Linked DNA regions of Homo sapiens: region 1 is linked to region 2. A link is an interaction called in ENCODE POLR2A ChIA-PET data of the cell type or tissue named here. Cell type or tissue: PC-9. All regions are shown on one strand. Each heading gives the region's core, and the rest is flanking DNA. Links, peaks and the distances in the headings are about the cores only.

The links. Peaks named below come from ENCODE experiments on the same cell type or tissue, not always from the same donor. Only the 100,000 strongest peaks of a DNase experiment are listed, where the experiment ranks them.
Region 1: POLR2A ChIA-PET joins it to region 2 with 6 read pairs; 3 of 35 experiments call an interaction of 5 or more read pairs at or near these places.

What each region holds. Positions count from the first base shown.
Region 1 is chr5:37,557,165-37,560,092 of GRCh38, reverse strand. The region is part of intron 9 of WDR70 (WD repeat domain 70); the gene reads right to left. Among named protein-coding and RNA genes, the nearest start is that of WDR70, 180 kb to the right of the region's middle. In PC-9, for the core only: no CTCF peak of the experiment used is centred there; no DNase peak of the experiment used is centred there; H3K27ac peaks cover 323 bases.
Region 2 is chr5:37,621,611-37,624,538 of GRCh38, reverse strand. The region is part of intron 10 of WDR70 (WD repeat domain 70); the gene reads right to left. Among named protein-coding and RNA genes, the nearest start is that of GDNF-AS1, 220 kb to the left of the region's middle. In PC-9, for the core only: no CTCF peak of the experiment used is centred there; no DNase peak of the experiment used is centred there.

The DNA of each region.
Region 1 (2,928 bases), core at 94-2,593, 64 kb after region 2:
GTTGGCTAACTAAAATATCAAAATTTTATTCTGCTATCAAAAAGAAATTATTCTAAAAAACATTAAAAATCTGAAAGTTATTAGCATAATCAATAAATACAATAACACAAAGCTCATGAGTCAAAACAAGAAACTAAAACAGGTGACATTTTTAAATATAAGAAAAACAATTAGTTTATGTTATTAAGGGACAGTAAGAGTCAATTCATAATTTCCTAAGGCTTTCAAAAAGTTTTTTTTTTTTTTTTATACTGAATTTTGCTCTTGTTGCCCAGGCTGGAGTGCAACGGCGTGATCTCAGCTCACCACAACCTCTGCCTCCTGGGTTCAAGTGATTCTCTTTCCTCAGCCTCCCAAGTAGCTGGGATTACAGGTGTGTGCCACCACCCCCAGCTAATTTTTGTATTTTTAGTAGAGACGGGGCTTCACCATGTTGGCCAGGCTGGTCTTGAACCCCTGACCTCAGGTGATCCACCCGCCTCGTCCTCCCGAAGTGCTAGGATTACAGGCGTGAGCCACTGCGCCCGGCCTCAAAAAGCTTTATACTCCTACTGACTAACACATTTCTGGCAATCAACACCCAAATAAATCAATATTTCTATAAAACTTTACAGGAATATGCTCTGGATTAATATTTGTGTTAAGTGAGATGAAGGAGGAGGAGAATGGGTAAAGGAAAAAGCATGAGAGAGGAAAAGTGGGGGAGGAAGACAGAAAGGAGGTAGAAGAGAGAGAGTGGAAGAGTAGAGAAGGGCTAAGAATAAATTCGATATGATAAATTATGCCAGGCCAAATTATAAGAAAAGTTCAATACATCTTGCTTAGTGATGAGGATAGTGTAGCATAAGAATACACAGAATTGGCCTGGCATGGTGGCTCACGCCTGTAATCCCAGTACTTAGGGAGGCCAAGGAGGGTAGGTTACAAGGTCAGGAGTTCGAGACCAGCCTGGCCAACACAATGAAACCCTGTCTCTATTAAAAATACAAAAATTAACTGGGCATGGTGGCGGGCACCGGTAATCCCAGCTCCTCGGGAGGCTGAGGCAGGAGAATCGCTTGAACCTGAGAGGCAGAGGTTACAGTGAGCCAAGAGCACACCACCACACTCTCCAGCCCAGGCGACGGAGCTAGATTCCATCTCAAAAACAGAAAAAGAAGAAAAAAAAAAAAAGAATACACCAAATTATGACAGTAAGTATCAGGGTAAGAAAAATTAATAATCCAGCTATGGGAAAGAGGTAAGGATGGGAATAAGTAAGAAAAGGACAACAAAACTAGGCTTACTAACTTGAAAATGATATCGCTGTGGAGCCACCCAACCTGCTTTCCCTATAGAGGAATTAAAATGTATCTATATAAATAATACAGATGGCTGACAGATAACGCAGAACAGAGAAATAAACTTTTGTCAAGAAGTGGGTATTTAGGAATCAAAGAAAAAAAATTGTTTTAAAGAATCAACGTGGGCTGGGTGCAGTGGCTCATGCCTCTAATCTCAGCACTTTAGGAGGCTGAGGCGGGTGGATTGTTTGAGCCGAGGAGTTCAAGACCAGCGTGGGCAACATGGCAAAACCCTATCTCTAAAAAAAAAAAAATTTTTTTTTAATTAACCAGGAAGGTGGTGTGCACCTATAGTCCCAGCTACCTGAGAGGCCCAAGTGGGAGAATCACTTGAGCTTGGGATGTCGAGGCTGCAGTGAACTGTAATTCTGCCACTGCATTCCAGACTGGGCAACCAGAGCAAAATTCTGTCTCAAAAAAAAAATCAAAGCTAAATACATTGTGTTCAAAACAAAACATTTAGGACAAACTACATGCAATTCAGGATCTTCAAAACATAAATATCAAACTATGTCAGAAAATCTAGACAGATTACATCATATCAGTATTCCTAAACAAATGGCTGATATTTCTGTTGAAGGTACATTCAGAAGGGCTTTCCTTGCATCTAAAAACAAATGAAATTCTTATAGAATTTTAACTACTACTGAAACCTGAATAGCCAAGGCGGTTGGCATATTTAGAGTAAAAGAGTGGTCATGCTAGTTCTTACAGGAAGTGTAATAAACCGATATTAGTTTCACAATACATTCCTTTCATATACCTTTCATCATACATAATAAATATACATAATACTCTTTTGAAGAGTATTCAAAAGAGTACTCTTTTGAAGAGTTTTCAAAAGAGTATAAATCTGAAGAGGAAAACTAAATTAGATGCTCATACAATACAAAATATAAATAATTTATTTTTTATTATATAGTCAACTCTGGCAAGGTAGATTACCTGATGTATGGATTAGCCATGAAATATATGTTGATTTAATAAGATATTTAGAATTACCATGAACCAGAGTTAAATGTCCTTATTAGAAGATACCTAACACTTGAAACTAGTTACCAAAAACTCAGCACTGACTCTGCTACAATGTTTAACTCCTCTTACCACTAAGTCTATAGTACCTCCCACCCCTTGCCAAAAGTGTGTCCCAAAATAATTACTTGAGATTCCCACACAAAAACCAAGTGAGGAAGAGAAGAAAAAAGGAAGGCTCTTGCAATTGCTGATCTTGTGAGAGAGTCATATGAGTTAATACAAAGTGCTTATAAGAGTTCACCTGGCACATAGCAAGTGGTTGGTAACACTGGCTACTACCCTCATACAAAAACAGTGTCTCAAGTCCTGGTCTCCACAAAGTCTCTAGTAAAAATAAATAGTCCATATTTGGCAAACTTATGGTTGATCTATTCAGGGTTCCTGTCTTGCCAATGGTCTTCAGAACCCATCAGCATTAATTACAATAGCTACTTGGCTGGTCATTAACATCAGTGATTTTGCTAACCTTTTTTTTTTTTTTTCATTTTTTTAAATGAACTTCACAGATTTCAAGCACTAACTTTGCTGTTTTGAAACAACAGGTAACCAT
Region 2 (2,928 bases), core at 277-2,776:
AAAGAAAATCAGTGTGTCAAAAAGATACCTGTATTTCCATGTGTACTGCTGCCCTATTCACAACAGCCAAAATATGGAATCAACCTAGGTATCCAATAATAAATAGATAAATTAAATGTGATATATATATGCACTACGGAATACTACTCGGTCATAAAAGAGAATGAAATCCTGCCATTCACAGTAACATGGATTGAAGTGGAAGGTAAGTGAAATAAGCTGCGAACAGAAAGTTAAACTCCACATGTTCTCACTCATGTGAGAGAAAAACAGTTGATCTCATAGAAGTAAAAAGTAAAACAGAGAATACTAGAGGCTGAGAAGGGTAGAGGGAAGGGAGGGTTAGAAAGAGATTTGTTAACAGATAAACAAAATTATAGCTAGACAGGAGAAATAAGTTCTAGTGTTCTGTACCACATCAGAATGACTATAGTTAACAATAAATATTATATACTTTCAAATAGCTGGAATGACGATACTGAAAATTCCCAACACAAAGAAATAATAAATGTTTGAGATGATGAATGTTACTTACCCTGATTTGATCACTATACATTATATGTATCAAATAAAACGTAACAGTGAAGTGAAGGAAAGGATCAATTCGTCACTATGTATGCCATGGATATGTATAATTATTACTTGTCAATTAAAAAATTTTTAAATGGCTACAAATATGAGTAACTGAATAAATAAATGTATACTTTATTGACCTTCAACAAAGTACCAGGGACTGTGCTGTGTACTTACACAGTTTATCTTATTTGAACTCTATAACTAGGTAGAGATGAAGTTTATTGTTCAGATGAGGAAACTGAAGTTTGTGATGCAAAGTACTATTTTTATCATACCAGAACCACCCCTGGAGAACTTAAAGAAGATCATAAGAAGATAAGCCATATTGTGCTAATCTGGAATACTCATAATAGCTGGTATTAACTTGAGCTCTATGAAATAGTATAAAAGTTCCAAATAATTTAAACCAGATAACTTTTAGAATAAAATCTACTTGTCTATTTACTATTATCAGCTTTATATTCTAAGTGTTAATTGTGCATAAATTGATTTTCACAACAAAGATTTATATTATTTGGAAGTAGTATCTGTATCTTTTCTTTAAAACTCTGAAAGCATCTAGTTTACTACTTGGTGAATAATGGATTTTATATGTTTGAGGATAATAATGAAAACTGCAATCACCAATATTTAGAACACACTCCCTGAATTCCAGGAATTCAGTTATAAAGGACTCTGGGAATAATATACAACCCCTTTAATAGTAAAGTGAAGAAAAGGATGAATTCAGCTGTATCAAGACAAATTTTAGATGGTAAAGGAAATAACATTAAATAGCAGTGAATCTCATAGTGAGAAAGGTATATTTTTGAAATTTCCTTCAATTCTTTCAGTATTACCAAGCAGAAAGTCTTGATTTAGCATTGATTGGTCTTTAATACCGCCATAACTTTTGCCTATATCCCTTTTTAACATGGAAGAATCTAAGACACAGAGACTTGGTAGATAACAGTATCTAGCTAGTATCTGGCTAATGATTGTTTTATTTTATTTTCAGAATTTGCTATATTCTATTTAGAATCACATTGGTTTTTTACATTTTTGACAGGTTAGAATGTTTCTTTTTTTATTATTATACATTAAGTTTTAGGGTACATGTGCACAACGTGCAGGTTAGTTACATACGTATACATGTGCCATGTTGGTGTGCTGCACCCAGTAACTCGTCATTTAACATTAGGTATATCTCCTAATGCTATCCCTCCCCGCTCCCCCCACCCCACAACAGGCCCCAGTGTGTGATGTTCCCCTTCCTGTGTCCATGTGTTCTCACTGTTCAATTCCCACCTATGAGTGAGAACATGCGGTGTTTGGTTTTTTGTCCTTGCTATAGTTTGCTGAGAATGATGATTTCCAGCTTCATCCATGTCCCTACAAAGGACATGAACTCACCCTTTTTAAGGCTGCATAGTATTCCATGGTGTATATGTGCCACATTTTCTTAATCTAGTCTATCATTGTTGGACATTTGGCTTGGTTCCAAGTCTTTGCTATTGTGAATAGTGCTGCAATAAACATACGTGTGCATGTGTCTTTATAGCAGCATGATTTATAATCCTTTGGGTATATACCCAGTAATGGGATGGCTGGGTCAAATGGTATTTCTAGTTCTAGATCCCTGAGGAATCGCCACACTGACTTCCACAATGGTTGAACTAGTTTACAGTCCCACCAACAGTGTAAAAGTGTTCCTATTTCTCCACATCCTCTCCAGCACCTGTTGTTTCCTGACTTTTTAATGATGGCCATTCTAACTGGTGAGAGATGGTATCTCATTGTGGTTTCGATTTGCATTTCTCTGATGGCCAGTGATGATGAGCCGCTGTTTTGGCTACAGTAACCAAAACAGCATGGTACTGGTACCAAAACAGAGATATAGACCAATGGAACAGAACAGAGCCCGCAGAAATAATGCCGCATATCTACAACCATCTGATCTTTGACAAACCTGACAAAAACAAGAAATGGGGAAACTATTCCCTATTTAATAAATGGTGCTGGGAAAACTGGCTAGCCATATGTAGAAAGCTGAAACTGGATCCCTTCCTTACACCTTATACAAAAATTAATTCAAGATAGATTAAAGACTTAAGTGTTAGACCTAAAACCATAAAAACCCTAGAAGAAAACCTAGGCAATACCATTCAGGACATAGGCATGGGCAAGGACTTCATGGCTAAAACACCAAAAGTAATGGCAACAAAAGCCAAAATTGACAAATGGGATCTAAATTAAACTAAAGAGCTTCTGCACAGCAAAAGAAACACCATCAGAGTGAACAGGCAACCTACAGAATGGGAGAAAATTTTTGCAATCTACTCATCTAACAAAGGGCTAATATCCAGAATCTAC